3 separate regions of the Mus musculus genome follow, and regions 2 and 3 are each linked to region 1. The links are chromatin loops, found by intact Hi-C in ENCODE. Cell type or tissue: heart. All regions are shown on one strand. Region 1 holds the start of Igf1 (insulin-like growth factor 1). Region 2 holds the start of Washc3 (WASH complex subunit 3). Region 3 overlaps Igf1 (insulin-like growth factor 1).

Region 1 (2,500 bases):
CAATCACCACATCCCCAAGCAGGTTTCTATCCATGGGGCAGCGTAAAGAGGCAGTGTAGAGTTTCCAACTGGCCTCTGTCTCCACCGATGTGTCAGTACCTTCAAATCCCCCTGAGAGTCCGAGAGAGTAAGAGACTGAGGCAAGTCTGGCTCATTTCCATCTCCCCTGGGAAAGCACACCTGGAGAGATATCCGTGGAAAGCATGCAGCGTCTAATCTGGGCTTTTGTAACCTTCTTTCATAATTCACTTTCTTATCTACTGCCTCTGAAAGACCACTGAGAAATAGGTACAAACCGTATCAACAGAAGATCAGAACTCCATTCCCTGTGGCAAAGGCGAGTTTATACATTATAAATAGCAGAAGCAGCCGGCTTGAACCATGCTGCCAGCCACTTACCCAGTTGAGGGATTTGAATGACATCATAACCCTGGAGAGAGTATTGCTAGCCAGCTGGTATTATTTGGAATACACACTCAGACACAGACACAGACAGACACACACACTTACACACACACACATATGCATGCATGCACACATACACACAACTGTGTCTCACACACACACACACACACTCATTTATAGAGAACAATACAGCCAACGGGAAACAGTGTGTGCCTCCCATACTGCTTCCTTGGGGTCAAGGAGGTGACAGGCATCCAGCTTTGTTGAAAACTAGGATCATTTTATTTTTCAATCCATCCCAGATCTCAGCATAGCCTGATTCTCTGCACAAAGCATGACACAGTGTCCTGACAGGAGCCAGCCCACTGCTGCCTGGCCATCTATAGGTTTTAGGAAATGAGATCATTCCCCTTGCCTGGCAACTAGGACAAGGGTCACTCTATCCCCTCCACCTCCCCTTCCCCTGAGAGCTGCCTTTCGATCTAGTTTACCCTGGTCATTTCAGGGTTAACAGCATTGTGCTTCCTGGAGATAGTCTCTTCTTCCTTTTTTTGTTTTTTTTTTCCTTCAAATTTTGCATTTGCCCTAAAATATAAAGTTGCCCCCGTGTCCCACTTAGATCCTCTAATCCTGGTGAGGTGTATTAGCACACAAGTGTACCTTCAAACCCTGTGGAAAGTTAATCAGAGAACAGAGCCTATTTTTCTATGGCAGCCTCAGTATTTAATGTCTGCTAACCCTGTCAGAGACACACATTCTTTTAGGGGGGGGGGGGGTGAGTCTCTGTGCTCCAGTTTTTAAGAGCGAAGGTATGATGTTATTTGTCACGGTGCCCAAAAAAGTCCTTACTCGATAACTTTGCCAGAAGAGGGAGAGAGAGAGAAGGCGAATGTTCCCCCAGCTGTTTCCTGTCTACAGTGTCTGTGTTTTGTAGATAAATGTGAGGATTTTCTCTAAATCCCTCTTCTGCTTGCTAAATCTCACTGTCACTGCTAAATTCAGAGCAGATAGAGCCTGCGCAATGGAATAAAGTCCTCAAAATTGAAATGTGACATTGCTCTAACATCTCCCATCTCTCTGGATTTCTTTTTCGCCTCATTATCCCTGCCCACCAATTCATTTCCAGACTTTGTACTTCAGAAGCGATGGGGAAAATCAGCAGCCTTCCAACTCAATTATTTAAGATCTGCCTCTGTGACTTCTTGAAGGTAAATATCTCTTACTTTTTTTTTTTTTAACTCGTTGGAGAATTGTATTTAAACTGTGTACTGTTTTCTTCTGCCTAGAGTCTTTATTTGCTTTAGAATTTGCATTGTTTCAGAACTGGGGGTTATTTACAAATTGCTGAATGTGCAGTTCTGTGCGAGCTGTAAAAGGAGCTCCGGGGGATGAATGCATTTGCAGAGGTATCTGTACGGGTAGAAACTATTGCAAGGTACTTCTGCTAAAGCCTCCGCTTCCACAGGGCTTCCACACTGCCGTTTTAAGAGACTCCTTTAAATCTAGCCTATGGCTCGGGGCGAGAAAGATGACTATAAACTCGGGAGTGCTTCTCTCTCACAGGTGCAGGCGTTGGCTTTTTCAGAGCATGTTCTTGTGTCTGTGTCTATGTATGTGTGTGATTTGTCAGGACTTTATTTACGAGGCATGTCACAGATTAAAAGTTACATTTTAGATGATAGGAAGGCTTTTAAAAAATGCTTTTTTCTTTCTTTTTTTTTGGAGCCAAGAATCGGGAATTCTTTGCACTTCTGCCCAGAAAGTCAAAGTTAGGGGAAGTTTAATTTGCTTTTCTGTAAAAGCTCTTAGACAACTTGCTGTCTTTGCATATTCAGAAATTTTAAACAGATACAGGCTGTGCTCAGAAAGCAGGAGCTTACTGGCGGCTGCTTGTCCAACTTTTCTCTTTGGAAGGGGACTTTCGTGACTGAGCTGGGGTTTGAATTTTGGTTTAAGGCTCTGCTCTTAGACTCACCGCGCGGCGCGGCAAGGCAAAGCCTCTTTAGGTGAATCGGCTGCTGCTTGCCCCTGCTGCTGCTGTGCTGCCTCTGTCACTTGCCTCTGGCTCTGTCGCTCGCCCCTGCCGCTGCTGCTG
Region 2 (2,500 bases), 340 kb after region 1:
CTGCCTCCCAAGTGCTGGGATTAAAGGCGTGCGCCACCACGCCCGGCCCTGGAGTGGGCGTTTTAAGAAGCACTCCCAAACAGAAGCTCACGAATCCCATTCAGAAAAACATGACTCTTCTTCTGCCATAAAAGGCCCTTCGTCAGCTTTTGTGTCTACTTCTGCCTTGTTTCATTATTCTCCACTTCTGGGCATTTCTACTTACACCACCAAACAATCTTTCCTTTGCCTTAAACGCCATATGCCCTCATGTCTCTGTACCTTTGTTTGGACAAAGGTTTATTCCAGATTGTCATCTTAACTGCTCTTAATGTTAAGTAGATACTAAAGTCGGCTTCCTCTTCTTGTACAACTTAGAAGCTCCTATTATCCACAGAACCGCACACTTTGCATGTGGTGTGCATGTACTCGTGGATCTACAAGTGTTTGTACATGCTAATTTGCAATGCCACAACTTTCACAGGAGTTTGTTTGCACGTCCATCTAACTTTTGCACATCAAAATTCTGCATGTCCTCCCTTTGACTAGTGTAGCAGAGGAGATCCTGTCACTTCTTCAGTACTTGTTTTGGTACAATAAAAAGGTTTACTTTTGCTTAGGTGACCTGCCCTAACTCACATCGCTGGTAAAATGTGCAGCCAAACTCTGAACCAAAATCTTCATACTGTAGGTGTAAGATCGTTTACATGACGTAAGTGCAGTCACTTTCACAGCTGTGTGTCTCAGTTGTTGCTTGAAATTATGTTATGTCAAAACAAACAAACAAACACCCTTAGAAACGGATCTCCAGTGCATGAGGCTTGCCAGGGCTGAAGACAAGTTCTGACAGACTTCTCTAGACTTCACAAGGGCTAACAGAGTATCTGGCACTTAGTAGGATTACACAAAAAGAGAAGTGCTCTTCAGTGAATTATGGATCTTTTTTTTGTTTGTTTGTTTTGTAACAGGACTAAGCAATTAAAATCTCAAAACGGATACAGCTCAGCTTCTAACTTTCCCAGTCTGACCTCATCCCAACCCTGCGTCTGTCTCCCTGTTTCTGTCTGTCTGAATCTGTCTCTTTCTGTTTCTCTTTCTCTATTTCTCTCTCCGTCTCTTTCCCTCACTCCACCACTCCCACCCACCCACCCCCTTTTCTTTTTCAGATTTTTTCAGATTTTACAGCTAAAACAGCAACTGTGAAACCTGCTCATCAGCAGCTTTTCCCCGGCCCAATTTTACAATCGGAATCATGAACTACCAATCCCAGAATGCTGAGCGAGAGCGAGGGGGCGGGGCGGCCTCTCTGAAGCCACCCATTGAATGGTGAACACTCGCGCTTTCTTCCGGAAAGGCCCCGAAGGCAGGAACTTGGGAAAGGAGTCTGGGCTCTCTACTGGGCTGGGAGGAGCTTGTGCCTGAGCCCCGGGGTCCCCATCCGCTGAGGAGATGGATGAGGATGGGCTTCCTCTCATGGGGTCAGGCATAGACCTGACCAAGGTTTGTAAAAGACCGACTTGAGCGTCCGACAAACAGGGAAGGAGGCTTGGCCAAGGGGCCCTGGTTCCCAGGGAGACGCCACCTCTCCAGGCCCAATCCGGGCCCCTGTTTTCCTACTCTGGGCAATGGGGGGAGCCCTGCAGTCCACTTTGAAAGGGGTCCCTCCTGGGCTAAGAAAAGAATTGGTGTGCCACGCAGCCTTTGCTCCCCACATCACGTGTCTCTACGCCCGAGGTTGACAGTCTGGAGATAGTACCACCTCTGACACTTCACCTCTTATTCGACTCTCTAGCTGCTCGTGTGTGTGTGTGTGTGTGTGTGTGTGTGTGTGTGTGTGTGTGTGTGTTTGACTCACACAAGATTCAGAAAAACAAATCAGCGACTCTTCTTAGCCCTTCGTGAACCACATGTCCCAGGGCAAAGACCATCCATCCCCCTCTATGAAATCCAGATATCCAAAGGATTGCAGAGAGTGTGTTTCTCCTGTAAGAATCGTGTTTGCTTTTTTACATGACACAGGTGCCAGCTATTCAACAGAAAAGAACCGTGGCCTTTCTAAACCAGTTTGTGGTGCACACTGTGCAGTTTCTCAACCGGTTTTCCGCAGTTTGTGAGGAGGTAGGTCCCGGGCTACTACTTCATGGAGCGGCCGAGAAGTCGCCTTCCGTCTTTCGTGGTGACAAATGTAGTCAAATGAAGTCAAACAAGAATTACAGCCTTCGTGTGTTCACTTTGCCATGAAATTCAAATGTCTTAAGGCCTTAGCATCTCTGATTCTGTCCCCATAAGTCCTGTGCGCTGTCTCAACTGAATTAGTATTCTAGAAGCTTCCATGAGATAGCTCAGCCAAGTTTGTTGTAATTATAACAAAGGGAATTCCAGAATTTCACAGTGGAATTTTTTTTTTATTTGAAAGGTTTTGTTTCATCTTCCTATTCTAGAGATTACATTTTAAATGTATGTTCGAGTTTATATCGAATTGCTTTCCATCCTTTGTGCCAAAAAGGATTCATGGAGGCAG
Region 3 (2,500 bases), 69 kb after region 1:
TCTTTGAGACTTTTGAGATCTTTGAGGTTTTTTTTTTTTTCTTTTTTCTTATCTCTTTGGAGTGGTGAGTAGCAGAGTAACTAACAGGTCACCTCCAGAATCAGAAAGCACTTCCATAAATCTAAACCAGAAGCCCAGCTTAACTGTAATAAGAAATGTCAAATGATCATGATGCCAGTGCCCATCCTGTGTAATAGTGTGGGATAAACAAGAAAGCTTAAGCAGAAGCCATGGATGACGTAACCCTTAGCATGTGATGGATGCTTCAGTGATGATTACTGTCATTGCTTCTCTTGACTCTAACAATCACCTTAGAGGAATCTAACGGTTCCTCTGCGGCCTTAGGCACGTCAGTAAATCTTAGCAAGCCTCAGTCTGGAAATGGAGTGGACACAAATAAGGTCACCTTGCCAAAATGGATGTGAGGAGCTGGTGAGAGAATTCACTCAACCATAAAGCCTCAGCAGGTGTCGAATGAGATTCTTGTGACATTTGTTAGTAACCTCTGATGACCTTCACTCTCAAAGAGTCTAGGGGTAACTTTTCAGGGGAAAGTGTGAGAGCCGTGGAAGAGAGTAAACGGCCTCCGTTACAGATTAATCCCTTCCCCAGCTCATTCCTTAATAAGCTGGTTAGCCCTTCTTTCAAAAGGGTTGGTTTCTTTCATCAACCCCAGAGAGCTGGAGAACTGGCATTTTTCTTTTAAATCTTACCTTCTCTGGTGTCAATTGGAAATAATATTTACTCACTACTGTTTTCCTTTCAAAAAAATCTGTCTAGTTGCACACTAGAAACAGTTTCAGCTGGTTTGTTTGTCTTGGACAAGCTGCTGAAGTGAGAAAAAAAAAGTTTTTGCTTGGCTGCATGTGAAACTGTTTCATAACCGTTCAATAAGTGCATTGAAGGTGGGTGCCAGCTCCGAGGAGCGCTGCTCCTAAAGGACCTCCACTTGTAGACTATTGTCAAGGGTAACCAGCATAATTAAATTAAGACAATGAGAAAAGCAACAGATGCAACTGAGACCAAGTCCCTGAGTGCTTTTGTTAGTCACTATCATTGTCTGCAACAAAGAAGTCACATGTGAGAGACTGGGAAGGGAGCCAAGTGCAAACTAGACTGCACAGCTGGTTTTAAATGGGTTCTCTGAGCCTGTGTGCCTGGAAGCATGCTACTTAGAGCAGTGGATGAGGTGGGTGAGCTTCGATCCACCCCCCACCCCCTCACCCCACCTTGTCCTCCCGCCCCCGTCCCCCCTGGAGGAGGCTGAGTCAGACCCATGGGATAACCACTAGGGGACACTTCGGCTCAACCGCACCCTGCCTATCTTCTACTTTCAGAGAAAAGAAAGGCCCAGAAGATAAAGATCTGTAAAATGGCCAATCGAACCTCATCTCTCCACTTTCAGCTGCTGCACAACCCTTGTGCGCATTTAAAAAGTAAAGTACAGAAGATACCTAAATGTGATCTTTAACAAAGTTGCAGCTCAGCTTGAGAATTGGAGATTCAACAGATCATGGGATTCCTTTCGCTGTTGCCAGTTCATTCTTGAGCTGGTCTACCGTGTACATTTCTTGACTCCTTTCTTTATTTCTAAGCTAGTGTGCATCTTAAATAGGAAAGAAAATATTCAAATCCAAATTAGTATACTTCCCTATATGTTGGTTCATTTAGTTAGCAATTTAGTAGAATAGTGCCATCCTTAAAACTATTCCAAGCTTTTGGTATGATAATCAGATGAGCCCATATGTAAAGTTTCTAATAGTTTGGAAACTTTAATGACCCCATTCTTTTGCCAGATATCTTCCTTTCATTTCTCTATTAAAAAAATGATTATAAGAAGCAGAATAAGGAACAAACGTTCATCCATAGCTTAGTGGGTAATGCTTTGTCCAGCAACAAATGTGCGTTGAGGGAACTTTATAAGATGTATGCTACATAAAGGGAAGGTCTCAGGATTTTTAACTGATGGCACTTCAAGGTGCTCTACTCAAGGCCCCACTTCCTGTTGGCCTGCTTCTTTTATAATGGCCATGAACCTGTTACTTTAAAGAGTGATGTTTATATAATGCCACTTTTCTTCTGTTCTGTCCTTATGATAATGACCATTGACTCACAAAGGGATAGTTTCCTTTCATGTTTCATGAAGGACTCAGAGGCAGAACACATGTTCCAGTAGTGATGATCCATTTGTGTGATAAAATTCTCCACATGTCTAAGAGGCTTAGTTGATAAGTATTGGTTTGTATTTCTTTGGTTGGGTTTTTTTTTTAAGATTATTTTTATTTTTATGAGTACACTGTAGCTGTCTTCAGATACACACCAGAAGAGGGCATCAGATCCCATTACAGATGGTTGTGAGCCACCTTGTGGCTGCTGGGAACTGAACTCAGTGGTTAAGAGCACTGACTGCTCTTAACCACTGAGCCATCTCTCCAGCCCTCGTATTTGTTTGTATTGGTAGTATTCATCAGTGTTAGATCCTCTCCCTCTCCCTAACTCT

The links. Peaks named below come from ENCODE experiments on the same cell type or tissue, not always from the same donor. Only the 100,000 strongest peaks of a DNase experiment are listed, where the experiment ranks them.
Region 2: a loop joins it to region 1, with 2.5 times the contacts of the local background. A loop is called at or near these places in 2 of 42 quality-filtered maps.
Region 3: it touches region 1 in a loop (4-fold over the local background); 5 of 42 quality-filtered maps call a loop at or near these places.

What each region holds. Positions count from the first base shown.
Region 1 is chr10:87,857,800-87,860,299 of GRCm38, forward strand. It overlaps Igf1 (insulin-like growth factor 1), which reads left to right and starts at 1,253. Exons shown (of 4, transcript NM_001111275.2): 1 at 1,253-1,613. The coding sequence starts at 1,551. All of the region lies in intron 1 of Igf1os (a long non-coding RNA gene), which reads right to left. In heart, a CTCF peak has its summit at 1,277 (motif pointing right); DNase peaks (open chromatin) are centred at 1,272 and 2,412; H3K4me3 peaks cover 1,930 bases; H3K27ac peaks cover 2,360 bases.
Region 2 is chr10:88,199,814-88,202,313 of GRCm38, forward strand. It overlaps Washc3 (WASH complex subunit 3), which reads left to right and starts at 1,284. Exons shown (of 7, transcript NM_026070.3): 1 at 1,284-1,479; 2 at 1,999-2,097. The coding sequence starts at 1,429. In heart, no CTCF peak of the experiment used is centred here; a DNase peak (open chromatin) is centred at 1,338; H3K4me3 peaks cover 1,486 bases; H3K27ac peaks cover 1,584 bases.
Region 3 is chr10:87,926,353-87,928,852 of GRCm38, forward strand. The region is part of intron 3 of Igf1 (insulin-like growth factor 1); the gene reads left to right. Among named protein-coding and RNA genes, the nearest start is that of Igf1os, 64 kb to the left of the region's middle. In heart, CTCF peaks have their summits at 1,296 (motif pointing right) and 2,345 (motif pointing right); a DNase peak (open chromatin) is centred at 1,109; H3K27ac peaks cover 1,100 bases.